Regions from separate parts of the Mus musculus genome. Here regions 1, 2, 4, 5, 6 and 7 are each linked to region 3. Evidence: chromatin loops called from intact Hi-C (ENCODE). Cell type or tissue: gastrocnemius. All regions are shown on one strand.

Region 1 (4,000 bases), 80 kb before region 3:
TTAAAGAAAAAACAAAAAACAAAAACAAAACAAAAAAACTGAGCCAGTAAGATGACATATATCTACTGTGACTACAGAAAGCCCTTGACAAATGGAGCTGTGATTTTTATAGGACAATATTGTGGGGTAGAAGGGTTGGGTGGGAACCATAGAGAAAACCATCTGAAGTATTTCTACTCTCTCTTCACGGAACCAAATAGGTGTCTGGCATTCTAATTCCCTAAAGAGGAATTGATGCCACCAGCTCATCTAAACTGAAAGTGCAGTAGACAGAATAGAGCAAAGTTAGGATTATACTGTGAGCTATTTTTAAAACTGTTAGCTTAGCAAATTAAAGGGCTGTGAAGATCTCCTGGTTTCCATTCACAACAAACACAAGACAAGGCACTCCCCTTTAATGAATCTGGCCTCCTGGCAGCAGTCTATTCTGCATAATTCATTCCTCAGGGTTTAGGAAACATCATTTTCTTAAGATCCACCAAAATAAACTATTTTCTAGGAAAAAAAAGAGGGAGACGGACAAAGAAGAGGAGTTTTCTTTACAGATTTTGGTAAATCTCATGAATCACCATCCCATTCAATTTAGGAAACTACTGTCTAAACGAAGCCTGGAGTGAGAGTGACATCAGTGCTTTAAGTCCAGCGTAAGTGCTTTTCCTTTAAAAGGGCACATGAAAAACCAGTCTGCTCTGAAACACCATTTTCTCAATTCTATGACAGATTAAGGGAAAATACGATCTATTTACAGCCACTAAAAAGCTATACCAAAGGTCCCATATTGAAGTTTAAAGCCAGCCGCTTTTTCAGAAGTGGGAAGAGATAAATCCTGAATTACTAAGAATGTTGGCTAAGTTATAATATTTTTAGCCTCTGTTTCATCAGATAAGAACTTCATTTTAATAGTGATCAGAAGTTTCAATTATCACTGGAATTGAATTTCAGGAAGTAGTATGCAGACAAATCCACACTCGGAGTGAGCACCACTCCGAGTGTGCAGACAGCCCATTAATCGAGCCTCCTTCATGAAGACATTGCTCGGGAAAGGAAGCACCATCTCATACTTTCTTTGGAAAACACCCAAACTTAATTAGTTCAATTTGGAACATCCTGAGCCGTAAAGCCTTTGCTTAAGCATAACATAAACTTTGATTAGCCAAGTGTGAAAAACAACAAAGCCAACTTTCTTGTCCCTCTACTTAATCTATAAATAGAAGTAATGCATCAACAAAGCAACTGGTATGCGCTGCAGGATCTCCGCCGTCTACACAGCCCAGCCACCGTGCTCTCAGCACACTGAACCAACTGCTTCTGGGGATCTGTAACAGGACCCTTTTAATAAACTGTGACTCACTGTTTGCTTTCTTCTCCAGGAGGTGGAGTCTTGCCATGCCCTTCCATTACAAAATCCTCCTGTTCCACCTGCAAAGGCAAGCACCACAGGTCAGCGTAGTCAATACCATGATGTGACTTACTCCAGGGCCAGGCCCTGCCTGTGCACACCCACAGGGTGTCACTACAGCATCTAGAAGTTGAGACTTTCATTTTCTAGGTTTGCTCACGGCACTTCTCCTTCGGTGGATAGGTTTACAGGATGAAAAAGAAGATCAGCAACTCATGCAACTGTGACAAAGGACTAGCATCTAGAACATAAAAGACTAAGAACCAATGAGAAAATATCAGCCCGTGAAAAACCTGCCACTGAAGAGAACACATATATGGTCCTTAAACACATGAAAAGCTGCTTAATTTCATGTCAGTCAGAAAAATGCAAATTAAAACCATAAAGAGATAGCATTTCACAACCTACAGATTGGGTAAAATGACAGAGCCATCAACCTGGAGTGAGGAGCATGGCAGCTCTCTACTCCTAGTGGGAGGGAAAACTGGTACAACAACTTTGAGAAAGTTTGTCCTCACTTGGTACATTTGAATACAGACTTACCTCACAAACTTCAAATACATTTCTAGGTATGTGCTCAAAAGTCTCCTCTCTCCCCTCTCCCCTCTCTCTCAGTGAGTGGGATGTGAAGTAAATAAGTAAAAGAATTAAATTTTTAAAAAAGGCATGAACCACCAACATCCAGCAGAACAGTAACATTTTTAACACAAGAAAATACAAAAAGGAATATCACTGACAACAGAATAAATAGGTTAAGACACTTTTAGCTAAGTTACAAAAATCTAACCTTTGTTGAAAGAATACCTTCATTCCTTGGTATCTATAGAGGACTGACTCCAGGACTCTTAAGGATACCAAAATCCGAGGCGGTGCAGTACAAAGTAGTGCAGAATTCACACACAGCCTATGCTAGATAACACAGTTTGTATCACTGGGCCCAGAATGTATTTTTTACTTTAACATATTATTTATATATATATACATATATTCATGTATGTACATAAATACATGGGGAGGGCAGAGGACAGACAATCTGTGGGAGTTGGTTATCTCCTTCTACCATGTGGGTCATGGGAATTGAACTCAGGTGGTCAGCCTTGTTAACAAGAGTTTTTACCCAGTGAGACATATCACTAGACCAAAATGTTTTTGTTTGGAATAGGATCTCATGCAGTCCTGGCTAGAACTGAACTTGCTATTATGGACTTGAGGTTGGCCTAGAACTTTTAATCTTCCTGTTCTTACCACTCAAGTGCTGGGATAACATGCAGCCCCTATGCCCAGCACTAGATTTCTTTTAACATCTAATACAAAATGAATGCTATGTGAATTGCTGTCATAGTGCATTGTTTATGGGATAACCAAACAGCTGTATGTGCTCAGTGTAAGGACAATGCTTTCTAGTATTTTTTTCTTAACACAAAGAGTAGAATTCAGTAGCTCATCCTTGGTAGACAAGAATTCTATGACTGAGCTAGAGCCTGTACCTACTTCCCCTGACCTCAAGGATTTTCTAGCTCTCCGTGGTTGAGTGTTTTGGGTGAGGAACTTATACAGGGTGGATGGTCTAAACAAATAGGCTATGACTTTACTTATGAATATGTACAAACACATATGTATATACAAACTCTTGCTATAGTAGTCCAGGTTGGCTTCAAACTCACAGTCCTCCTTCCTCAGCCTATATACAATTATTTAAGGATTTATTTTTACTTTATGTGTATAGGTGCTGTGCCTACATTTATGTCTGGGTATCGCATGAGTGTCTGATGCCCATGCAGCCAGAAGGCAGCACCGGATTTCCTGAAAATTGGATTTCCATCCGGTTGTGAGCTGCCAAGTAGGTTCGGGGAATCAAACCTGGGTCCTCTGGAAGAGCAGCTAGTGTTCTTTTTTTTTTTTTTTAAGATTTATTTATTATTATAATCTAAGTACACTGTAGCTGTCTTCAGATACACCAGTAGAGGGAGTCAGATCTCATTACCGATGGTTGTGAGCCACCATGTGGTTGCTGGGATTTGAACTCAGGACCTTCAGAAGAGCAGTCAGTGCTCTTAACCACTGAGCCATCTCTCCAGCCCCAGCTAGTGTTCTTAAACTGGACATTTCTCTACCATTCTTACAGTTTTAAACACTTACAGGTTGAACATTCCCAACCAGAAAGTTTTATTATACTTGTACTTGAAGTTTCAGTGTTGAAAGCATTTTAGATTTCAGATTTCTAGATTAGGGATATATGATCTGTAAATGTATGCAAAAAATCACAAAACCCAAAAGTTAAAAAATCTGAAATACTGCTGGTTCTGAGCATTTAAAGTTAGTGAAAATTGGGCTGAAGAGATGGCTCAACGGTTAAGAGCACTGATTGCTCTTCCAGAGGTCCTGAGTTCAATTCCCAGCAACCACATGGTGGCTCACAACATCTCATCTAATGAGATCTGATGCCCTCTTCTGGTGTGTCAGAGGATAGCTAAAGTGTACTCACATAAAGAAATCTTTAAAAAAAAAAGAAAATTTAATATATATATATATATATATATATATATATATATATATACACACACATATATATATACACATATATACATACATACAGATAAA
Region 2 (4,000 bases), 620 kb after region 3:
ACCACGCCCGGCTCTCTCGGGGGCTTTTGTCGTTGTTTTTATTTGTTGTTTTTGTTTTGTTTTTGAGACAGAGTGGCTTGTAGAGGCCGGCCTCTGGAATTCACCGGGAGGAGGGGGATGGGTTTTGAATTTCTATTCCTCCTGCTGCTTTATCCCTGTGATGGAGTTTCAGGTCTGAGGCAGCTGTTATACTATGATCCTATAAAACGTCTAGAGGAAAACAAGGGAAGATCTTTATAACTTTGTACATTGGAAGACTTTTTTTCATTTTTATTTTCTCTTTGTCTTGTATTAGTGTCTGCCTGCATGTTCATATGAGCATCGTATAAATGCATTGCCTGAGGAGGTGAGAAGAGGGTGTGGGATTCCCTAGACCTGGAGCTCTACAGACCTTTGTGGGTCACTGTGTGGGAATCAAACTCTGGTCCACTGCAAGGACAAGTGCTCTTAACTGCTAAATTCACTGTATAGCCCGTGTTCAGTTCAAACTCGGGACAGTCCCATGTCCTGAGATCACAGGCATTAGCCATCACATCTAACAAAGCATTTTCCCTGAAGCACAAAACTGTGTGGTCAGGAGGTTCCTGGGCTGAGCAGCCAGCACCGGTACTTACTACAAGTCCTTGAATGTTGTACAAATATCCTCCTCTTGCCCATATGTACCTTGTCCTGAGTTCTATGGCACACATAGATGAACACGTTCATATCTTTCCACGATTTATCTCATAACAATAAATTCACAGGGTGGAGCAGTTTCAACAACAAGTATGCCGCCTACACCTTGGTAATCTAGCCAAGGTGATTTTATTCCAATCCCAATTACTCATATTAACACGCTTGTCACCCGGCACACGGGAAATCAATGAACTAATCAACCTATCTACGTATATGTGGTTTACACAATGACCGTGCAGTTTAAAAGGCATGGCTGACAGCGGTGGCACACACCTTTAATCCCAGCAGAGCCAGGGCTACACACAGAGTTCCAGGACAGCCAGGGCTACCCAGAGAAACCCTGTCTCAAAAACAAACAAACAAAATAAATAAAGGAAAGGCTACCACATAGTTGAAGAGGTATCAGAAGCAGGCTTACGGAAATGCAAATAGATGCAGAAAAGACAAGGTAAGAACCCAGCCAGCATCAAGGAAGAGAGTATTGCTGAGAGATCACTGGAGTGTCAGCTCCAAATCTGAACTGCCAGGGCAAAGACAGGCACAGGAGTAAACTATGCCAACAGTAAGGGACTAGGCGAACAACTATTCCTTTTTTTTTTTTTTTTTTTTGGTTTTTCCAGACAGTGTTTCTCTGTGTAGCCCTGGCTGTCCTGGAACTCACTTTGTAGACCAGGCTGGCCACAAACTCAGAAATCTGCCTGCCTCTGCCTGGGATTAAAGTCGGGCGCCACCACGCCCGACTTTTTTTTTCCAATTATTTTTAATTAAAAGCTTTTGAACATTTTAGTTATTTTTATGCATATGTTTTTTTTCTTTTTTCTTTTCTTTTTTTTCTTTCTTTTTTTTTTTTTTTTTTTTTTGCCTGCATCATGTGTGTGGCCTAAATGTGCAGTACCCACAGTGGCCAAATGAGGGCACTGGATTCACTGGGACTCAAGTTACAGACCACTGTGAGCCACCTTGTGGGTGCTGGAGGAGCTGCCAGTACTCTTAACTACAGACCCATCTCTCAAGCCCCTATTTTTAATTTGCTATCATTCTATTTATCATGTGCGTGGAAATCTAAAGGCAACTTGGGAATAGTTGCTTCTGTTCTTCCACTAAATGAATCCCAAAGACTGAACTCAGGACATCAGACATGGAAAGTGCCTCGTGTTTATTATTTGCTAGCCCTCATATTTATTTTTTATTTTTAAAAGTTGCACAAGTGCTGGCTTTGGCAGCACATATACTAAAATTGGAACGATACAGAGAAGATTAGCATGGCCCCTACGCAAGGATGACACGCAAATTTGTGAAGCATACCATAAAAAAAAAAAAAAAAAGAAAAGAAAAGAGTTCCAGGCCAGCCTGGTCTACAAAGTGAGTTCCAGGACAGCCAGGACTACACAGAGAAACCCTGTCTCGAAAAACCAAAAAAAAAAAAAAAAAAAAAAAAAGTTGCACAGGTAGCAAATGTGAGTGTCTTCATTTTGTTTTGTTTCTACTTTGAAAATTGGATCTCGCTTGGGTGGTGGTGGTACATGCCTTTAATCCCAGCACTTGGGAGGCAGAGGCAGGCAGATTTCTGAGTTCAAGGCCAGCCTGGTCTACAGAGTGAGTTCCAGGACAGCCAGTGCTACACAGAGAAACCCTGTCTCCAAAAACAAACAAACAAACAAACAAAAAAAAGGATCTCACTGTCCAACACTGGCTGTCCTGGGACTTGTAGACCAAACTGGCCTGAAACTCCCAGAGTTCTTACCAATGTTGGATTTAAGGCATAGACCAGTTCGTGAAGAATATAGCAGAATATAAGGAGCCATCTGGGTGCCTTAACACCCACCCACTGGACTCCCACAAGCACTCAATATGATGGGCCCTTGTCAGTCAGCTACAGATGGATGTATTCATCCTATCTAACTGCCCCTGTGAAAGAGATATGTGATATCTGTCGGGTCCTGGTCCTTCTTCCTGGCACACCGTCCCTAAAGCTCTGGGAACTGCTGAAATGCTAATGCCAATGAGTGAACAAGAGCCACGAGCCTGCGCAGAGGCTGTGGTAACCTTAAACCGCAAAGACTTCTGGGAGGACATCCTTTCAGCAGCTCTGGTCACCCATCGGATTAACTTCATCTTTGTTATTAAGCACCGTGGCAAATGATCATAGTTTCACAATATCTTGTGTAACCCTCCTCAGGTTGGCTGTAGTCCTAGAACTTGGGAGGTGGAGACTAGAGAATTAGTTCAAGGCTTGCTTCAGACTTAAGTTCAAGTGTCAGCCTTTTAGGTACTTGAGACTAGGCCTTGTAGGAGTAGGTGTGTCACTCTGAGCATGGGCTTTAATACCTTTGTGCTAGCTGCCCGGAAGCCAGTCTTCTTCTAGATGCCTTCAGAACAAGAGGTGGAACTCTCACCTCCTCCTGCACCATGCCTGCCTGGATGCTGCCATGTTCCCACCTTGATAATGGACTGAACCTCTGAAACTGTAAGCTAGCCCCAATTAAATGTTGTCCTTTATAAGAGTTGCCTTGGTCATGGTGTCTGTTCACAGCAGTAAAACCCTAACTAATACAACTGGAGAGAGGGCCCAGTGATTAAAAGCAAATACTGCTCTTGTGGTGGGGCAAAGTTCAGATCCTAGTAGTAACGCTGGGTGGCTCATAACTTATAACTACAGCTCCAGAGGGATCTGTTGCCTGCAGACTCCTTGGGTACCTGCATTCAAGTGCACGTGTTCAAACACTGACACATACATGTAAAACAAACAAACAAACAAATAACAGCCTCATTGCTCCTGATCATGGATCAGTCATGATCCATGAACCTGTTGTGTGAGAACTTCTGTAGGAAAGTGTGAATAAATATCTTTCACTCCAGAGATGACATAAATGACAGCCCAGAGAATGATTCCATATCAAGTCTAACTTGATGAAGCAATGAGTTGATTGAAGTTACTATAGGAGCATGGATGGCTCAAGGACAGTTAACTCCAGCACCAAAAAGCTCACTGGCAATCCTGGAGCTCTCTGCACAGCACCCAGGCAGCTCAATAGGTAGAAAAGTCTCTCTTCAGCAATTCTTAGTTTATATAACCTGTGAATCTGGTAAGCTTCAGGAACTTCCTGAGACTTGTGAGTTGCTTACTTTCTGAGTCTCAGGAACCTCCTTGCAGGACAGAATGTTTCATCTGGGAAGAAGTTGCTATGGTACAATACCTAGAGGTCTGTGCTTTCTCTTTATGGCTGTTCTGTGGGTCTGCATCTCCCTGGTTCCATTTTGTCTCTCTCGGGAAGAAAGAATAGAAGGTCTATGCCAGATGCCTGGACTTTTGTATCAAACGAAG
Region 3 (4,000 bases):
ACCCTGTTGTTTCCCTACAAACTCAGGTGAAAAAGGCAGGCATCTTCCTGGCTAAGTTACGCCCCCTGGTGGCCTTTCCTTGCATTCCAACTGGGACCTGATTTTCTTCTTCAAAGATCCTTCCTTCCCTCCGGGCCCTCGTCCCAACTTCTTAGATAATAAATAGCCTGTGGCTCTCTCCACCTCGGTCACTGTACCCTCCTTCTCTAGCTCAGGATTTCATTAATTCGACTGAAGCCGGTTTCTCTAAGCTCTTCTCTAACCTGTTTTGTGGCCAAGATCCAAGAGACTTTCCCAGGCCCGTTTCCATGACTCCCCCACTACGTTTTACTCTGAGATTTCGCTCTTTCTTTGCTTCCCAAAATAGCCAGCCTCCCTCCTACCTCCACAACTGTTCATGAACTTCCCTTGCCATCTCTTTCTGTAGGCCCTTTCCAAGGACCTGCGTGTTCTTCAGGCTTTTCATGGGGAAGCGCTAGGTCCTTATCCTTCCTTCGCCTCTAAGGCCACTAGCCTCTTTGTGCAGGAATACATGTATTAAGTCCGATCTGTTACTCTTGACCCTAAGACAATGATACGACCTAACGTTTTTTAATTTTTAAATACAGGGTCTCAGCTGGGCAGTGGTGGCGCATGCCTTTAATCCCAGTACTTGGGAGGCAGGGACAGGCAGATTTCTGAGTTCGAGGCCAGCCTGGTCTACAGAGTGAGTTCCAGGACAGCCAGGGCTATACGGAGAAACCCTGTCTCAAGAAAACAAAAAACAAAAAACATGGTCTCATGTATCCCAAGATGCCCTTGATTCCTTTTGTAGCTACTAAGAATGACCTTGAACAACTTCTTCTTCTTCTTCTTCTTCTTCTTCTTCTTCTTCTTCTTCTTCTTCTTCTTCTTCTTCTTCTTTTTCAGTTTTTCGAGACAGGGTTTCTCTGTATAGCCCTGGCTGTCCTGGACTTCTGATCTTCTTGTCTACTGCCTGAGTACTGAGATTATGTGCGCGAGCCATCATGTCCAGTTTATGAAGTGCTAGGGGGGTCAAACCCAAGGCTCCATGCATGGCAGGCAAGCACTCCACCAAGCTTCATCTCTAGCTCAAATATAACATTTTAAAGCAAAGATTTCTGCCAGTCATGGTTGCCTACATAATTTATAAGGCTGGTATGGACGGAAAACTCAAGGATTCTTATTTTAAAATTATTAAGATTTCCAAGATGGGGTACTAGCAGAATATTAAATATGGACACAGCTTGAGTTTTTACATTTTTATTTAGAACTTTTTTTGTCTTAGTTACATATATGTATATGCAGGTGCATGTGCCTGCAGTGGCCGGACGAAGGGCTCCGAGCCCCTGGAGCTGTAGTTACGGTGGCTGGGAGTTGCCTGATGTGGGGGCTGGAAATCAACCTTGACTCTTCTGGAAGAGCAGCCACTGCCCCAGCCCTGAGATTTCACAGTTTTAAATGACTAAAAGAATCATAATACTAACACGTCTTGGGCATTCTCGACAAGTACGTGAGGACATCTCCAGTACCCATGAGTTTTATAGAAACTCAACTGTGAACACTTATTTATGTATGGTGTGTGGCTGCTTCAGTGTCACTCTGAGGTCAGGACAGGCACCACATGTCTCAAAAGCCTAAAACTTCTTTTTTTTTTTTTTAAATGTGGAACACATTTTCACTATGCAGACTGGCAACAATCCTCTCTGCTTCGGCCTCTCAAGTAATGGGATTAGAAGTGTGCACAGTCAGGTTTGGTCAAAGGTCAGAGTGCTTACTCCTCTGACCCTTTGCACACAGAGATGGATGCTGCAAGCTGGGAGCTGGCCACAAGGTGTCAGCCGTTCTCCACCAATGCCTCTATCCACGCAGGCTCCTCAGGACTCCTGGGGAAGGCTGGAGGCTCCTCCCAGTATAGTAGCTGTGAGGGTAATCAGGCAGCCACTGGCAGAGAAGATCGGTGAACACACCTGAGGGAGCTTGAAGTTTATTGGAGGAGTAGGGGTGGGGGGTAGAGTGGCATGGCGAGGGAGGGGGGGATGGGGGGGGAGAATGCCGAGCTGGTGTGTCACCGAGTTGGCTGGCTTCTCCACAGTATAGAAGCCTAGCTTTTGTTTAAGCTGTATTTTGTACTTATAGAATTCTCTCCAGACAAGAAGTTTTTTTTTTTTTTTTAAAGATTTATTTTTTATTTATTATATGTAAGTACACTATAGCTGTCTTCAGACACTCCAGAAGAGGGCGTCAGATCTTGTTACAGATGGTTGTGAGCCACCATGTGGTTGCTGGGATTTGAACTCTGGACCTTCGGAAGAGCAGTCGGGTGCTCTTACCCACTGAGCCATCTCACCAGCCCCCGACAAGAAGTTAAAATTATCCATCTCACCCAAAACTATCACTCTAGAAAAGTGAGATTTTTTTTCAGGAGACCAACTACGCTGGCTGCCTTCTGAGGTGGGGGCATGATACACATGGAGAGCACAGGTCCCTGTCCAACTGAGTGACTTCAGCAGGCTTTCTCTTCCCTACTTTCAGAATCTGGGCCTTGAAACTCGCTCCAGGTGAACGAGTACTGAGTCCAGTGTGCAGCCAAGAACCATCAATTTGACTAACTGCCAGGGTAGGCAGGTGCACAGGAGAGTCTATCAGAAAATACTTGTGGCAGCTCCAAGCCTGTAGCTTCTTATGCTACATGCTTTGCCCCAGGTGGGTGTTCTCCATGTGACATATAAGGAAACCCACATTCTACAGGCCAGCTGGGCCCTTAGCAGACAGTGCCTGGGCCAACCTATTCTACTTCATGTCCCACAAAAGACACCACAAACAGCACAAATCCACTTGGCTTTCATTTCTTTTTCTTTTTTGTTGTTGTTTTCGAGACAGTCTTTTTCTGTAGCTCTGGCAGTCCCGGAACTCACTCTGTGGACCAGGCTGACCTCGAACTCACAGAGGTCTGCCTCCCTTTGCCTCCCAAGTGCTGGGATTAAAGGCGTTCATCACCATCACCTGGCTTGAGCCACTCTGCTTTCAAACATTGCCTTCTTCTGTCTCCCTGGGTCCCCACGCCTGGCACCCAGGAACCATCTACTTACTAAACAATTCACTGCAGACAAGCAGTGAGCTGCCTTTCCTTATCAACTCTCCTAAGCTCCAGGCCATATCCAAGGGAGTCAAAGCTGCTGATGGGGAAATTTAAACCATAAAGCAAGATTCTTGGCATACAATGGATTTTCCCCTTTTAGAGCCACGGGCACCGTGGGCATGCCTTCTGTTCTTGTCTTTTGTGCTTCTCCTCCTGCAGGCTCCCACATGTTTGCTGGCTTCCATGGCAGGTCCTAGCTTATCTCCGATGACATAGGCTCCTGTTCCCAGAGCTGCTTTTGGGTATCTTTAGACACTGCTGTAGTTTCTAACCACTTTCCTGGATAAAAATTTCTGTCCGAATGGCCTTTGTGGAAAGGCAGAGATACAGTGCACTAACTAGAATGTCCCCATGACTGGACCCCAGCCATGACTTTACAGGAACTTTGTACTAACCTGCCAATCTCAAGGTCCTTCTTAGCTTCCCTTTGAAAGGACACGGATATGTATATGTGAGTGATGACGTCCATATATACACTGTGTGTGTGTGTATATATGGAGATTTAAAGAATAACTTTTGGGAGTTGGTTCTTTTTCACCCTTAGTTCTGGAATTGAACCTAGGTCACCATCCTTGTACAGCAAGTGACTTTATCCACTGACCAATCTTGCTGGCCCCTGCTGTCCAATTTTCAACCTTTAGCCAACAGATACTGAGAGGATACTGTGCTTACGGCACTGAGCGAGCCAGACAGACTTGGTCTTTGCACTCAGAGCCTGGCCAAGGAAGAATGGGCTCGCATCATGCCAGACAGCAGAGCATGTTATCTGGAAGCAGTGTTGTCCCTGCTTCACAGCTGGGAAGGTAGGCAGAAGCATTGACGGGAGGGGTGGAAGGCTGGGGTTAATTCTGTGAGGCT
Region 4 (4,000 bases), 410 kb after region 3:
TTTTGCAGCACACACAGAGAATTGACTGGGCCACCCCTCCAAGGACATCTAACAGTGTCACAGCCCACATCATTTGTGGACACTTACAGCATGCCAGGCACCCGATCACAATCCAGAGAATCACGCGTATTTGTTCTCTCCTGCAGGGAGGGAAGCGGAGGCATAGGAAGAGGAAGGGTTTCTCTCAAGGTCAGAGACCACTTAGCAGAAGATCTGGGAAGCCCAACTGCGGATTGTGAGTTAGCAAGTTGGCCAGGTCCCCCTGTCCCTGTCCCTGACCCCAGATATCATCCTGTTTGCTTGCAGTGGCCCTTGGCCCTGTGCTGGTTTGAGCAAGCAAGGTTGCTCCTGAATCTCCACGGGGCATTTGAACATCTCCCAGCTGGTGCCTTTGCTGATCGCTTCACCCACTTTGCAGTAATTAGGGCTTAGGGTCTCATTTGAAATAACAACTCGGGGGCAGGTGGTCACTGATGGGAGTGAGGTGGGTCCCACTGGACCAGGAATCCTAGAGTCCAGGCCGAGCCCAGCCCCCTTCCCCACAGCCCTTTTCATCTCCACCTGTGAAAAACTCGGAGGAGGATGCTGCCCGTCTCCCTCTCAAAGCAGATAACAAATGGAGAGAGATTTGGAAAGTACTTTAATGAAAGGAAAACAGCTTCCCCCTCCAAGGCCCCATGCTAGGTACTGCAGAGATACTTCTAAGTCTCGCAAAAAAATCCTTTAAGGTGGAAGCATTATCCCAATTACAACAAGCTGAGCTCCGCATGCTGAGTGGCCTGCCCCTCCCAGCCCCCAATCAAGGGCCTGCTTATGACTTTCCTGGCTGGGATAAAAGCTTGGAGGGAGAGAGGCTAAGGCCTTAACCCAGCCCTTGCTGCTCAGTAGGTCAGGGTGCACAGCAGGGAGGTGGGACAAGAACCCGATGTCCATCTCAGGATGCATCATTAGCCAAGGCCAGCAGAAGGGGACAGCTAGCTCAGGGAGGACCCTGGGCATAAAGGTCTCTTCTGATCCCAATCCTGAAGAGACACTGGCTCCAAGCCCCCGCCCCTGTACTCTCAGGTACACACTTCTCCTCCCTCTCTTCTGTTCAAGAACCCCAAGTTGCCAGCACATGCTTAGGGGTGCCCAATGACCACGTGTCCAACACCCCCGTGAGCCATCCAGAGCCCAATTCTCACACCCAGAGCACAGGAGAATATGGAGATGTGCAGCTCTGTCTCCACAATGACCTCAGCAAGGAAACCAGACCCTGCCTAAGGCATTGAAGCCCCCCTAGAAGGCCCATTTGGCCTGCTCCCTTCTCTCACCTCTGGGTTCTAGCGACCAGAATGAGGCCTGGCACTCAGTAGGTGCTTTACTAAATCAGAAATCCAGGTTTATTTTTCTTCTCTTCTCTGGCTGGCAGCTTAGGATGAGGAAGGCTTGCCCCGCATCTCTCAGATTTCAGGACCCACAGGCCTGCAGACCAGGGATTCCCAGATGCTCACACAGGAGCCTGCGCCCACACAGCTGTGGAGTCCCAGCCCAGACCTAACACCAGGGTGAACAGAGGGCACTACACAAGGCACACTCCGGGAACATGTGGGTAGAAAATATTCTCCAGAAAGGAGAGAGGGAGGGAAGAGATGAAGTGGGGGAAAGAGGGGGGGGGGGGGAGAAGGGATGGAGGAGCCAAAACCAAGGGTGGGAAATGGGCCCTGATCTCCCCTCCTCTAGACCTACACACACACACACACACACACATACACACACCCCAACCCAGCATCTACTCTTTGCAGGCCGTTTTGAAGCATCCTAAATGCAGTGCTGGGGAGTCGGAGAACAAGACAATGATGAGAGGCAGTGAAACCGCACCAGCCTTTATCATCACCTCGGCAAGAGAGCTCTAATCTGCTGGGGGTGGCCTCTGTGGGGGAAGGGCACGGCCCAGAGTCTGTCCTGGGAGCTGCACTTGGGGTATGGGGATGAACGGTAGGGACAGAGCAGGAGATGTGGCCAGACTGTGTGTTCTGAGCACGTCTCTTGAGTTCAGAAGCACTTGGAGGTTTTAGGGTACCGCTTGCAGTAGCCGCTTCCCAGGATGGGTGAATGACAAGCAAGTCCTCTATGGTGGAGAGTCGACTAGGGTGGAGGAGTGAGCGGGAGGTTCCTACAGCAAAACCCCACCCACTTGCCCAAGGTCAAGGGGAGTCAACCTGCGGGGATAAAGACTTGCCGGCGCCCCCTGGCGGACTTAGAAGATACCCTCACTGGTCCAGTCTTGCAGAAGCTATTGATTCAAGAGCCAAGTGGGGAAGGCAGACAAGGAGGTTAGACAGGAACTCAGGTAAGAAGGGTAGAGAACTTCAGTCGAGGGAAAGAGGGGCCTCCAGACAGGCTTTTAGCCCCTCCCCCAAACTGTTCTAGCTGCCTGAGGAGCCTCCTGCTCGCAGGCACTGCTCTGAGCAGCCGTAGTGATTCCCTCAGGCCTTCTACGGTTATGGAAGGTTCTCCAGTTGGGTGCCAGGCCAGCGCAGGGTCCCCTTCTTGTCTCTTCATCCACCCCTAATCTGCTGCCCCAAGCTTAGTTCTAGCTCATATCTTCCTATCCCATCCTGACATCTCACCCACTGATACCCCGTGCCTGGAAACCACTACTGCCCAGGCCCAGGACTTGGAGCCCAAACAGAAAGTTTGTCCCGAGGGGTGGACAAGAGTTTTGAAGGAGTCCTTGAAGCTGAGTCCGGATGTTGATTCACGAAGTGATTCCAGTTTAGTGAGTGAGAACCAGAAGACAGGCCTGAACCCCCTCAGCAAACCTTTTCCCCAGCCTGGCCCTGGGACCCATACCCTTCCTTGTGTGTGGCATTTGAGTCTGCAGGCAGTGGTAGAATCTGCAGAGACAAATCTCCCACACAATGAGCAATGAGGAAAGGACTGCTCAGGCCAGCCTGAGCCCTCCATTCTAGGACGGCAGTCACATGCGAAGCAGACCCTGTCACACTACGCAGACACAGAGAGGCAGGCTCTCTCTCTCTCTCTCTCTCTCTCTCTCTCTCTCTCTCTCTGCCTCTCTCCTTTTTTCTGTCATACACACACACACACACACACACACACACACGCATGCACTCACACCTACACACATGCATACAACTCAAAACCCAGACTCCACAGGCCAGAATACATTCAGGGGTCTCTCCTTGGACCCCGATCTCCTCTCAAAAACCTAAGATCCTGCTGAGAAAGGACAGAGCACAGGGGCTGGCCGCTGTCTCCGCTGGGCCTATTTCTGAGCCCCCTCCCCCAGGCTTCCTGACCTCCCAGAAAAGAGATCTACCCACCCCCTGCTGAGCCCTCTTGCCCCTTCACTCCACACACACCATCCAACAGACAATTAAATCCCAATCATCACAAACACTCATTATATAACCTTCTCCCTGGCAGCTGAGGACTCCTCTTGGCCCCTTGGACTGCCCGCTCCAACCCGACCTGGCTTCATGCAGCGCGACCTAGGTGGGCGCCTAGGGTGACTGGCGAAGGAAGGGCCCTCCACCACCCGGCCTGGAGGAAAGTTAAACCCTGCCCGGGGTTCTCTCACTCAATCCCGCCCGCCGTCCTCCGTCTCTAGCTAACGCTCCTAGCTCAGCCCTGCCGGACACTGGCACCAGCTCTGATCCAGCTGGTCGCAGAGCCGCAGCAGAGGGACAGCAGGACGGACGGACAGACCGCCCGGGCCCCCGCCAGCAGCCTGACTTGTTGAATAAATTTCTGCAGCGCTGGTTGAGCCGGCTTTGGGTTTCAGTATTGGCACCAAGAGAACTTTCGTGGCCTTGGAGAGGGGCCCCGGTCAAAGTTCCCTGTCCTTCCAACGCAGGGCCCCCACCCCACCCCCCAAGCAAGGGATGTGACGCCCACCTGATGGGTACGCGCGGGCGGGTGAGGGGGATCAGTCCCCAGAAATAATAAATAAATAAATAAACAAACAAAAACGCCTCTATAAAGAAAGAGCCCGACG
Region 5 (4,000 bases), 440 kb after region 3:
CTTCTAAACTAACTAACTCGTTTGACCCTCACGGCAGCCCTGTGAGATGAGCAGATCTCTCCCCCACTTTACAGTTACAGAAACAGGCACCTGCCCAGGTGATAGAGGTGGAAGCCGGGCAAATTGTCCCCGTGCTGTTGCTCTTAATGTGCTCTGCTCAGGTGACAGTGCCTCCTTCCATCCCAGTAGGGACAGCAGAAGTGAGTTGATATCATTTACCAGTGAAGTGTCTGCAAAGCAGAAACCTTGTTTCCAGTAGAGCAGCTTAGGGGGTGTGGCACAGGTAGTAAGGCCTCCTTGAGAAGGGGCACAGGATGGTACGCATGTTGCTTTCTTCTTTGACTCCATGCCTCTGCTCTATAAAGGGAGTTGAGGTACTCGGGTTTCATTGTGTGTTTGTTTCTCCCAGTTTTGGAGGCGGGGGGGGGGGGGGGGAGTTATTTTGGCTCGGGCAGGCCTGGACCTCACTGTATAGCACAGGCTAGCCATGATATAGCACAGGCTAGCCACGACCTTAAATCAGCCTTCCTGCTTCAGCCTCCTAAGCACTGGATGATAGGCACACACCACTGCACCCAGCCTGGGAGTCCTTGTTAAAAGCTATGTCGTTCAAGAGGAAACACTATGAACAGAGGTGGAGCTAGGAGGCATGCACAGACACTAGTGGTTTGCACGAGTTCATGTCAAGGTGCCTCCCTCCCTGCCCAGTTATCCCAATAACTGGAGGACAGGAGTGGGGTTCCCTTCACTCCTGTCCTGAGGTAAGCACTCCTCAAGACACAGGACTAACCTCCCATCCCCAACCCTGGATTTTCCATGGTCCTCGTGGCTGGTCTACTGCCTAGTACATAATGGGTAGGCAGGACAATAGCCGGGCATGGTGGTGGTACACGCCTTTAATCCCAGTACTCCGGAAATTCCAACCCCCAAGAAAGAAAATGGAAACCCTCTAAAATGTGTGTTACTGTTCTTCTCAGTTCCTTCCCTGTAGAAATGAAAACAGGAGCTCATGTGTCCTTTGTGCCTGATGCACAGTTATGCTCAGGGTAGACCTTGTGTTATTTGGTGGTGGTGGTGGATTTTTGTTATGCTGTTTTTAAACATAACCCTTTCTGATCTGACTGTGTAGCTAGGAGCAGTCTTCCTATCTTGGCCTCCCCAGTGCTGGGATTACAGGTGCCATGCCTGGCTTAAGACACAGTCATGCCGGGCGTTGTGGTACACGCCTTTAATCCCAGCACTTGGGAGGCAGAGGCAGACAGATTTCTGAGTTCGAGGACAGCCTGGTCTACAGAGTGAGTTCCAGGACAGCCAGGGCTACACAGAGAAACCCTGTGGGTTTGGGGGGGTGGGGGGGACAGTCACGTGACTAACTGATGCTATCCAATAGGGTCTATGAGATTTGCAGCAGACAGTACTTATGGGAAATGTAGATTTGGTTTAGAAGAGACCAGGTTGTGAAATATTCCCTTCTAGGGAAAGGACAGTGGGGCCTTGGGCAGGGGAAGGGACCCAGAAGGCTTCTAATGTACAATGAGTCTGAAATGACATGCCCTGCCTGCCACCCACAGCTGAGTACCAGAAACGGCAGTGTCGAGACCACCTCAAAGCAAACCTGAAGTTTATGACCAGCATGAGAAGCACCGTGCCAGAGTCTGTGACCCAGCAGGTTTGTCGAGGGTGTGAGCTTAGGGACCTGGGTGATAACTGAGGCTGTCCTTCAGAGTCCGTGCGGTTCTCAGCCCTGCCCTGAGCCATAAGCCCTGTGGGCTCAAAGGTTTCCATCTGTGCTTCCAAAGATGGGTGTCCTGTGCCCTTACTCTGAACCTTTTCAGATCCTGCAGCAGAACCAAGGCCGAAAAGCCTGTGATCGGCTAGTGGCCAAGACGAAGAACAAGAAGAAGAAGAAGAAGAAGGCTGAGGGCACTGTGTTCACTGAAGAAGACTTCCAGAAGTTCCAGAGGGAATATTTTGGCAGCTAGACTTCCTGGAGGAATGGTGGGGACAAAAGACACTAACCCTCCTTGGCTGGACTTCTGCTGTCCTGGGTCCCTGCAGTGCTGTGCCACGAGCGACCAGCAGGTGGCAGTGCAAAACTAGCCTGGCTCAGGAAGCCATATGCTGCTATCCCAGGGACACTGGAACAGAGCTGCAAGCCCTGCAGCAAATTTTCCCTCAAACTGAAGTGGACTTCTAGTTTGGCGGAACCATCAGCACCCTGCCAGAAAAGATTCTGACCTGCCAGCTATGACCAGGATTGGTTATCAGGGCTATTTGGTACTGGGCCCACTCAGACCCCACCTCAAGGAGCTGGAAATTCAAATAAATAAATGTGAGTTTGGGCAAATGTGGATTCAAGTGTGTGTGTGTGTGTGTGTGTGTGTGTGTGTGTGTGTGTGTTACAATGTGTTTCCCATCTCAGTGTGGATCTCGGTTCTTCTAGGTTTCCGTGTTAAAGTCCCCAGCCTTGGCCCAGCATAAATGACTTCCTTCTACCAGCGAGGGCCTCCTCTCTGGGCACAGTTACTGTAGCTGCTAGAGTTGCCCAGGAAGTGGACAGGAAGGTCACCTCCACCCTGCTGGATTTTGGGATCTGCTATGGCATCAGTGGAGAGCAGAAAGTCAGTCGTATGTCATTTGATATCTGGGCCTAGGTCATGGTTTCCGGAGTCCTCAGCAAGCAGGTTTACAGGTTTGCATAAAGTCTGTACCCAACCAAGGACCGCAGTGAAAGCTATGGTTGTGCCCCTCAGAGCAAACCGGACTCTCCAGCAGTGCAGTGCCAGTCACAAAGGAAAGATCGTGTGGAATGAGCACACTGGGGGAGAACAAGTGGCAAGGGAAGGACTGACCTGTCACAGGGACCAGGAGACCCCTCAGTGCAGATGGACACATTCCTTTTTTGTTTGTTTTTGTTTTTTTGAGACAGGGTTTCTCTGTGTAGCCCTGGCTGTCCTGGAACTCACTTTGTAGACCAGGCTGGTCTCGAACTCAGAAATCCGCCTGCCTCTGCCTCTGCCTCCCAAGTGCTGGAATTACAGGCATGCGCCACCACTGCCCAGCTTTTTTTGTTTGTTTGATGGACACATTCCTAAGGAGACAACTGGTGGCCTCCACACCGCCATCCTCTCCCCTGAGCCTGCCTCCTCCATTCTCTGTTCACTGGGACTCCTGAGGTTTGTCTCAGTGACGATCGGTCAGTTCCCTAATTGGGCCCCTGACAAGGCAGGGCTTTGTCCTCAGTAAGAGAACAAGGTTCACTGTCCCTGCTCCAAGCAACTCTTCTTTGCCTTTAAGCAGCATTGGCTCTCAAATGGCAACACAGAACTGCCTACAGCAGAGCAGAATTAGCATGGAGTCTGCTTGCCTCCGGTGACCTCTGCCTGTTGGAAGGCATGGCCATCCAATCCATCCAGGAGGTCATAGCAAACAGGAACGGGAGGGAGGGAGTGTGTTTTAATATAGGCTAGTGATGGGAGCTCTGGGCCTTCCATGGCATGTTTTGTCCTCTTGTGACATGGGTTGTTCAAAGGGACATGGGTGGTGGTCTTCAAATCCTCCACCCCTTTCTGCATGCTTGCTGGGCTTTGCTGACTAGAAGAGCAAATTCAGGTGGCCTTGGGGACTCATTTTCTCCTCCTCAAATAAGATGCTTAGCCAACAGCTCAGTGCTTACTTTCTAGGGCCCCTTTCTAGGGAGCATACACCCTCAGTCACATGGTCACCTAGAGGATGCAAGCAGAAATCCTGTACCTTTCCTGGTATAAGGCCTCCTCTTAGCTGCCGAGAAGGAAAAGATGGAGTGCTTGCCAACCTATGGTCCGATAAAAAAACACCGGTTGTTACATTCAAGTCAATGGAGGGGTCCAGCAAAGGGAAGCCTACCCCAACTAAGGCATCCCAAGTTTAAATATTTAAAAATAGGCCAGTTTAAAAATTTGGTAATCTGGACTTGGGCGAGCTGCTGCCCCACCCCCCATGCTTCCTGTGGCTTCTGCTG
Region 6 (4,000 bases), 240 kb before region 3:
TCTGGAAGGGACACTGTTAAGAGAAGAGAACTCTGTTCTCTTTATTACTTAGTCCTTAGCTATGGCACGCACGTGTACAAAGTATGTTGGCTTTGCACCCACTCTGATGTACTTACAGTGACCAAAAGTAACAGACCCTTAAAGCTAGGCTTAGTGCTACAGGCCACAACCCCCAGCACTTGGGAAGGAGAAGCAGAAAGATCCTGACTTCAAATCGAACACTGTCTTCAAAAGGAAACTTAGCAGCCAGAGAGCTGGCTCAGCTGCTGTAAGCAGTTGCAAGGGAAGCCTGGAAAACGGAGCTCCACTCTCGGAACTCCTGCAGAGGCGGAAGGAGAGAACCTCTTCCACAGAGCTGTCAGCCAGCTGTGAGCCCCCACCACGCACACACCCATACAAATACACACTTCCCATACCGGAATCTTAAGTATTACTCCTAATCTGTCGTTCCTTTTTTTTTAATATCATGTGTGCCAGAGAAGGCATCAGATCCCCTGGAACTGAAGTTGCAGATGGCTGTGTGCGGCGGCCCCATGGCTGCTGGGAAAGGAAGAGGTCTCTGGAAGAGCAGCCAATGCTCTGACCCACTGAAGTGTCTCTTCAGCTCCTCATCACTTCCCCAACTTCACCAGTCATGCGTGGGGTTTGTGTGTGTGTGTGTGTGTGTATGTGTGTGTGTGTGTGTGTGTTTGAGCCAAGGTCTCAGTGTGCTGTTCTGGCTGGCCTGGAACACGCTATATAGATGAGGTAGGAGGTAGGCCTCAAACTCACAGAAACTCACCTGCCCCTGCTTCCCAAATGCTGGGGGTGGGGTGGGGGTGTTAACACATGTGCTGGGGAGATGGTTCAGCAAATAAGAGTCCTCATTGCTCCTGCAGAGACCTGACTCTGGTTCCCAGCACTCACGTGGCTGCTCAAAAGCACCTGTAACCCCAGTTCCACAGCATCATCTGACCTCCAGTGGCGCCTGCACTCACACAAGCCCATATCCACATGCAGCCACAGAACTACACAGAAAAATAATCCTTTCATGCTAAGTATCACATCTGCCTCTCGCTACTAAGTTGGTGCTCTAACAGATGATCCATATTCACAGCTGTGTATGCGTCAAGCAATTTGTAGACCAGATAAACCTTACACTTCAGTTTCAGCTTGAGGGCACTTACAAGCTAAGGAGACACTGGCAACGGTAGTAGAGACAGAGAAAGGCAGAGAGAGAGAGAGAGAGAGAGAGAGAGAGAGGAAGAAGAAGAGGAGGAGGAGGAAGAAAAAGAAGGAGGAGGGAGGAGGAAGGGAGGGAGGGAGGAGGGACGAGAGGACAAGAAGGCAAGAACACAAGAAACAATTTTGAAGGCACCAAATAAGCTTTCCCAAAGGCAGAAAGCAACCAACAGGCCGACCTAGCTGTGATGCCCATGAACTACAACAACCAGCCCGGCATAACAATCCTAAGGGTGCATTTCGTGGTGGTTATGCCCTCCTCGTGCTCATGCGAAAAATGACCATCAAGTTTGCAACGTACTTTTTAAAAGAATAATCTACTTGTTTTCTGTGTGTGTGTGTGTGTGTGTGTGCATGTGTGAGCGCACAGAAGTCGAAGGACAACTAATAGAAGTCAGGTTTCGCCTTTCTCACCATGCTGAACCCGGCTCAAACTCATGTCGGATAGCTTGGCGGGAAGCGCCTTTCCCCCTGAGCCTGCAAAGGTATAAGTAGCATTCCACTTGAAATGCGCTGTGGGAGGACGCAAACACACATAGCCTTGCCCAAACCGAAGTCCTCCAAAGGATGTGCAGGGCTCTGGGACTGTTGCCGAGGCAACAGGTGCTCGGGCCGTGACCTCCCTCGGGACAAGAGGCCCGGCCAGTTACCTGTTCGGCCTCCGCCAGCCACAGCCACAGCTGCCGCCACGTCTGGAACTTGTACCTGTCGCTGAACAAGAAACACATCTCGCGGCTGGCGTAGCGGGCCGCCAGCGGAGAACGGTAACTTTCAGCACTGCCAGGGTCGCCGGATGCAGCCATTTTCAACACGCGACCAGGACGCGGCGGACACCAGCAGCAGGGCCAAAAGCGGAAGGGTGGCGTGCGTGGGGCGGGACTTCCTCCCAAGGCCCCGCCCCGTGTGTAACGCCGGCCTGGAAGGCGAAGATGGTTCAAGTTTGGCTCGTCGCCCCTGAGGGTCAACGCTTTTCTCTTGGTTTCTACGAATCTCTGCCCCACGCTGTGCCTCCTCAGTTTTTCCATCTGAGGAAGGCACATTAAGACCCGCGTTTAACCCAGAAAGGAAAGTTGCAGAGGCATTCGGAGGGACGCCAGGAAGGCGCCCTAGTGGACACTTGGAGTACTGCAGTCCCGCTGGAGACAGGCTCAGCTGGAGACCGAAACTCTTAAACCGCGGTGCTGGTTCCGATCTCCGGAAAGCAGCCTGTCAGAATTATTCCACGCGTGGTGGCTCGAGAACAAAAAATTCAAAGTTTTTGTATCAGAATAAAGCTGAAAATAGCATACATTAAAAAAAAATAGCCGGGCGTGGTGGCGCACGCCTTTAATCCCAGCACTCGGGAGGCAGAGGCAGGCAGATTTCTGAGTTCGAGGCCAGCCTGGTCTACAAAGTGAGTTCCAGGACAGCCAGGGCTATACAGAGAAACCCTGTCTCAAAAAAAACAAAAATAAAAAAATAAATAATAATAATAATTTGAGGTCAGCCAGGTCTCCAGAGCGAGTTCCAGAACAGCCAGAGAAAACCTGTCTACAAACAAACAAACAAACAAACAAACACAAAACAGAAAACAAAAAGCCTCGTCCAGCAACATAAAGAGACCCACACGAGGCATGGTACATTAGATCTGAACACTGCTCCCTCTTCCCCACACAACCGCTCCTTAGTGTCTCCTCTTCCTGAGCTTAAGACTTAGCTGTTGCCAGAATAGTTTGTACATCAGATAAACCTACCAGACACCTGCGCCCAAGGTCCTCGATTGGATTGGAGGCTGTGGGCCGATGTATGCTGAAAAGAACGTGTTCCTGGAACTTTGTACTCTGGACTGATTCGGGGGTATAGTTGCTTGGATATGCTGTAGCAGCTCACTGTTCTCTTCCACAGAGATCCTTGCAGAGCCAATCCTTCCCAGGCTCCAGGCTCCAGGCTCCAGGCTCCAGGCTCCAGGCTCCAGGCTCCAGGCTCCAGGCTCCAGGCTCCAGGCTCCAGGCTCCAGGCTCCAGGCTCCAGGCTCCGTAGTGCTCTCTCCCGACTCTGCTTCACTTGGCCTCTGGTTACTTTTCCTCATTAAACCGTAGCTTCAGCTGTTAGCTTTCTACTTGGTCCTGTTTCCTTTTCTGACTTTATTTTTGCGAGACAGAGTGATACACTGTAGCCTTAACTGGCCTGGGACTCACTATGTAGAGATCTGTCTGTCTTTGACTCCTGAGTGCTCAGATTAAAGGCATGGGTCACCAGCCCAGGTGGTTTTGTGGTGGTTGTTGTTTGGTTTTTGTTTTTTAATGCATGGACTTCTGCTAAATATCATCAGCTACCTTAGTTCTGGTTACTGTGGAGGCCCCTGCTTTTTGGCTTGTCTCCTCACTAACCACTCCCAGCAACTCCATGGATGTCGGTCCAGTCCCTTTGGCAAGTTATTTAATCTCTTGGCAGTTAGAATTCTTGCCTGAAAACTATGGCTGATGCCCCCAGGGGCACAGTGAGGTAAGAAGACAAGCAAAGCCAAGTAGTGGCAGCACGTGCCTTTAGTCCCAGCAATCGGGTAGCAAAGGCAGTCATCTGATCTCTGTGAGTTCGAGGCCAGCCTGGTCTACAGAGCGAGTTCCAGGCAGCCAAAGCTACACAGAGAAACCCTGTCTTGAGAAGAAAATGCTGGATCTCTGACTGGGACGAAGGGCCCAACCAGTATCCTCTTCTGCTTGCCTAGTATCCCATTGTAACTTCTGTCTCCTCCTCCTCTTTCCTGTCTGCTCCCATCTCTTGTTTTTTTTTTTTTTTT
Region 7 (4,000 bases), 770 kb after region 3:
CTTGTCTTGTTCTTGGGTTGGAATTCCCCTTAGGGATAGGGGAATTTCTAGGGTCTGTATTCGTAAATATCTTCATTGTACATTTGTTCTTAGTAGATGTTTCCATGGAATATTATAGTTCTCGGATGGTGGTAATTTTCTCTGGGGACAGGGACATGTCATCCCCTGCCTTCTGGCTTCCTTTGCACTTGATTTGAAAAAAAAAAAAAAAAAGCTCAGGTGCCAATGTAACATTCTTTTTCTCTTTTTTTTCTTCGCCAGACATAGGTGCTTAGAGTTTATTCTAAGAATAGGGAACCCCAGAATGCTTCTAAGCACTGAGTGACTCGGTCGGGTCTGGTGGTAGAAAGCGCACTGCGATCACTGGGCCCCGTGGGGGAGGGGATTGTTGCTAAGAATCCAGGCTGTGGGGGGTGGTGATGTTGAGGGGGAAGCCCTGAGTCTCCTCCAGAAGGTCAGAACAGCAGGAATTAGGAGGAAATGGGAGGAGTTGGGGACGACTCGGACCTGTCCTCAACAATGCCGAAAACTGAAAAGGCTTGGTGCTGGCTCCGGGGTGAGGACTTTTTTCCTTCCACATTTAGTTGAGGCAAACGGTCAGCAAACCAAGGGCGAGGTGGAAAAACCACTGGAGTCCAGGCTGTTGTGGGATCTGCAGACGGCAAAAGTGGGTCTCCACCTGCGACGAGGTGTTAGCAGCGCCTAGCCTGGTCCCTCAGGGAAGGGCGCTCGCGGTGCGTTTTCGCATCACCTACTAAGACTGGTTTGGGTTGATGGGTGGAAGCGTGCTTGGAGCGGGGGACTCAGAGGCACCTGTTCAGGCCTGCTTAGACTACGTACTCCGGGTGGAAAGCTTTGCTGTCTGTCCCTCCTGCCGCGCGGACCCGGCCGGACCTTGTCTCCTTTGTAGGAAAGGAAACTGGCTGTCCTAAAATTCACTGTTTTGAACAAAGTGGCCTCGAACTCATAATGATATGCCTGGCTCTACCTCCCGAGTGCTGGGATTAAAGGCATAAAGTACTACCTCCAACTTTAAAGGTTTTGTCTTATTTCTGAATAAATACTTATGTGTATGAGTGGTTGTTAGCCTGCGTGTACGTATGTGCACACTGTGTATGAGTACATCAGAGGATAGTATGGAATTCCATGGAGCCACAGTTGTGAACCATAATGTTGGAGGTGGGAACCAACCCAGGTCCTCTGAAAGAGCAGAAGTGCTATCTCTCCAATCCTTGTTTCAATGTATTTATTTGTGACAGGGTCTTACATAGCTAAGGTTGGCCTTGAACTCCTGATCTTCCTGCCTCAGCTGTCTAAATACTGAGATTACTTGCTTGCTAATCTCGGCTTTAAGGCCACTTCATTTCGGACCTTCTCAGTCTTTAGGGGGACTTGGGAAGACTGATCACGTCCAGCCCAGAAGCCGAACTGAGAGATGGGATGGACCTTAGACTGCCAGGAGCATCAGACCTGCTGCCAGCTGCCCAATTTGGTCAGCAGGCGGGGTTAAGGAGTAGGGCGTGGCTCCGGCAGCGAGGGGGCGGAGCTGACCCTCTGGGCGCTTTCAGAGGCACGCGCGCGCGCACCCGCTCTCTGGCGCTGGGGAAAACGTTGCGCAGGTTCAAAAATGGAACGTCGGCGGCGTGAGGGAACACTAGGGGGTGTGCGCGCGTGCGCGTGCGCGCCCGGACGAGCCTGACGGGGTCCCCGCCGTCCCGAGCATCGCGCGCAGCCGCCGCGGCCCCGCAGCTCCACCCCCGGCCCAGCCCGGTCCGGTCCTGGGCCCACTCGCCCGCCGCCCCGCATGGAGCTGTCAGCCATAGGCGAGCAGGTGTTTGCGGTGGAGAGCATCCGGAAGAAGCGCGTGCGGAAGGTGAGGCTGCTCGGGGGCGGCTCCCGGGACAGGGCGAGGTTGCCTCCCGCTCCTCAGCACCGCCCACTCCAGGTTGGGCAGAGCAGAAAGTGGTGCAGGGGTGACCTGGGGACCCTGGGCTGCCTGGCGGGTCTCCACATCCTGTTCCTCACTTTCCCCACCACTATGTAGGGCCAGTAGAGTTAAAGTTGTTGCCCTCGGATGTTGGTGCATCCGAGGCCACCTGGGATGGAGATGAAGATAGGACTAGAGATCCTGAGTTCTATTCCGTCTCGTTCCCTTTACGCTCACTTTCGAGGAGACTAAAGCTCAAGTTGATGAAGCAACTTGCCAGTGCGTTAGAGTCAAAGTGAGTCTCGAACTCGGCTCTCTGGATATTTAGTACCAAGTCCTTTGAAGTTGGCCGCAGAGCTTTAGGAAAGTCTCCTGTGGCCTCTGAAGTTTTCTTATTGGACTTTGACCTTCCCGATCCCAACCCCCCAGGGCACACCTTTCTTCTCCGCTCCCATTCCTCCCCTCCCCCAACCTTCCAGCCGGGTGCTGCTGCCCTGAAGCCTGGGCCACTGTTGTTGGGACATCCTCAAAGCTCCTCCCACCTCTGCCAAGGCCTTACACTTACACACACACACACACACACACACACACACACACACACACACACACACACACACACACACCCTGAGATTTAAGGAGGTGGTTTTGCCGCGCTTAGGGCCGCACACCTCAACCTGCAGTTTCCTGTCCAGACCTCAAGTCTGCGATCTTTGTGCACGTGCTTGCTGATGGGCTCTTCCCAGAGTGAACTTGGAGCTGGCCATATGCAATGAAAAGAGTTCCTGTCCTGGATCTAAGGGAGGGTCCCCTCTCCTTTTCTCCTTGCCATCTGTTTCGGAGGCTCCTGAAGCCACCTTTTTTCCATTTGGCTTAAGTGCAGGCATGAGAGTGTCTGCTGTAGCATCCTCAGCACGGGTTCCGGTGGGCCCAAGGTAGGTGGCTTGGAGCTTGGCGATCTATTGATTAGGGCTGCTTTCTTTCCTTGCTGTTTCTCGGTACTAGACTGAAGCGGGTATAGACATCATCTCCTCTAACAAGGAACAGAGAGGTGGGTCAGACAGGGGACTCATTCGCTCAACTCAGCACTCCCAAATCTCTACCGAGGCGGCAGTGTACTCTAGAGCTCAAGGCTCCCTTTTCTCTCTCAGAACTGGCTTTCTGGCAGAGGACAAGGATGCAGGATGAACGAAGGATGCAGGAGAAAGGAAAGGTGGATGCCTTTGGTGGACAAAGGCTTTTCATAAAGAGCTGTCCACTGCGTGGTGCTGGGGGGGACTCTTTGGCAAGGTGGATCAGAGAAGAGGAACTCAAAGCTCTCCCATGTTGATATTTCATCCAGTGCATGGTGCTGGATGAGACACTTAGAGACCCCTTTCCCTTGAGGCTCCAATTTCTAACAAGTGGAGGGCCTGCTGGGCTGCCTCTACCTGAGGCTTTTTTTTTTTTTTTTTGAAAGTGAGGAATCATGGTCCTGGCATGGTGGTCCTTCAGCCACCGCACAAGGCTCTACATGCACAGTCCCATGTGGTCTCAGTTTCTCTAGGATTCCAGGGATGTCTGGGACCAGATAATACTCCCGTGGGGCAGCAAGGAGGCCTGTAGGGATGTCGCATGGTAGCCAGAGTTTTGGGGGGTATTGACTCCAGGTTGACAATCTTGAGGTTCACAGGTTGGTGATACTGTGTTGTGGCAGAGGGTCCTATTGTCCCGCAGGTGGTGGTAGAGTATGTATGTCTCACCCTATCTCCTTTCTTTTTTTCACAGGGCAAAGTTGAATATCTGGTGAAGTGGAAAGGATGGCCCCCCAAGTAAGAGTCCTTTGTGTGTCCCCTGTCTGTCATCCTCTCACCAGGCTGGCCCTAGCTCCTGTTGCTTTTTTAGCAAGCATTCCTCAATCACCAGCTTTTCTAGGCCTTAATTCCCCCCTGGTAAGGGGTGGCCTCCTTATCCCCTCATCCTGCTCCCTTGCTGGCCATGAAGCAAAGGCCCTAGCATCTTGGCTTCGGAAATGGCTGCAAGCCAAGGGGAAGAGGTCCCCATGTGGGGCAGGTTCAGTGCTAGGTGAGAGGGGAA

The links. Peaks named below come from ENCODE experiments on the same cell type or tissue, not always from the same donor. Only the 100,000 strongest peaks of a DNase experiment are listed, where the experiment ranks them.
Region 1: it touches region 3 in a loop (2.9-fold over the local background); 20 of 42 quality-filtered maps call a loop at or near these places.
Region 2: a loop joins it to region 3, with 4 times the contacts of the local background. A loop is called at or near these places in 14 of 42 quality-filtered maps.
Region 4: a loop joins it to region 3, with 13 times the contacts of the local background. A loop is called at or near these places in 24 of 42 quality-filtered maps.
Region 5: it touches region 3 in a loop (4-fold over the local background); 31 of 42 quality-filtered maps call a loop at or near these places.
Region 6: a loop joins it to region 3, with 4 times the contacts of the local background. A loop is called at or near these places in 24 of 42 quality-filtered maps.
Region 7: a loop joins it to region 3, with 4 times the contacts of the local background. A loop is called at or near these places in 2 of 42 quality-filtered maps.

The regions. Positions count from the first base shown.
Region 1 is chr15:80,782,158-80,786,157 of GRCm38, reverse strand. It overlaps Tnrc6b (trinucleotide repeat containing 6b), which reads right to left. Exons shown (of 25, transcript NM_144812.3): 4 at 1,352-1,419. Among named protein-coding and RNA genes, the nearest start is that of Tnrc6b, 73 kb to the right of the region's middle. In gastrocnemius, CTCF peaks have their summits at 1,506 and 3,373 (motif pointing right); no DNase peak of the experiment used is centred here; H3K4me3 peaks cover 1,549 bases; H3K27ac peaks cover 3,052 bases.
Region 2 is chr15:80,086,436-80,090,435 of GRCm38, reverse strand. Gm24204 (a small nuclear RNA gene) reads left to right here and starts at 1,883; the gene lies at 1,883-1,989. In gastrocnemius, a CTCF peak has its summit at 1,601; a DNase peak (open chromatin) is centred at 1,590; H3K27ac peaks cover 52 bases.
Region 3 is chr15:80,702,358-80,706,357 of GRCm38, reverse strand. No RefSeq gene overlaps it. Among named protein-coding and RNA genes, the nearest start is that of A430088P11Rik, 6.7 kb to the right of the region's middle. In gastrocnemius, CTCF peaks have their summits at 69 (motif pointing left) and 1,835 (motif pointing right); DNase peaks (open chromatin) are centred at 50, 1,864 and 2,610; H3K4me3 peaks cover 222 bases; H3K27ac peaks cover 672 bases.
Region 4 is chr15:80,287,842-80,291,841 of GRCm38, reverse strand. All of the region lies in intron 1 of Cacna1i (calcium channel, voltage-dependent, alpha 1I subunit), which reads right to left. Gm31319 (a long non-coding RNA gene) reads left to right here and starts at 2,111. Exons shown (of 2, transcript XR_384257.3): 1 at 2,111-2,332; 2 at 3,430-3,974. In gastrocnemius, a CTCF peak has its summit at 2,238 (motif pointing left); DNase peaks (open chromatin) are centred at 2,219 and 3,730; H3K4me3 peaks cover 449 bases.
Region 5 is chr15:80,258,966-80,262,965 of GRCm38, reverse strand. It overlaps Rps19bp1 (ribosomal protein S19 binding protein 1), which reads left to right. Exons shown (of 4, transcript NM_175109.3): 3 at 1,572-1,669; 4 at 1,836-2,352. The coding sequence ends at 1,982. Among named protein-coding and RNA genes, the nearest start is that of Rps19bp1, 3.3 kb to the left of the region's middle. In gastrocnemius, a CTCF peak has its summit at 2,071 (motif pointing right); DNase peaks (open chromatin) are centred at 1,718 and 2,086; H3K27ac peaks cover 1,905 bases.
Region 6 is chr15:80,946,572-80,950,571 of GRCm38, reverse strand. It overlaps Adsl (adenylosuccinate lyase), which reads right to left and starts at 2,082. Exons shown (of 13, transcript NM_009634.6): 1 at 1,872-2,082. The coding sequence starts at 2,024. In gastrocnemius, a CTCF peak has its summit at 2,332; a DNase peak (open chromatin) is centred at 2,142; H3K4me3 peaks cover 2,744 bases; H3K27ac peaks cover 3,554 bases.
Region 7 is chr15:79,930,321-79,934,320 of GRCm38, reverse strand. Cbx7 (chromobox 7) reads left to right here and starts at 1,675. Exons shown (of 7, transcript NM_144811.3): 1 at 1,675-1,873; 2 at 3,692-3,735. The coding sequence starts at 1,805. In gastrocnemius, a CTCF peak has its summit at 1,655; DNase peaks (open chromatin) are centred at 394 and 1,590; H3K4me3 peaks cover 2,904 bases; H3K27ac peaks cover 2,439 bases.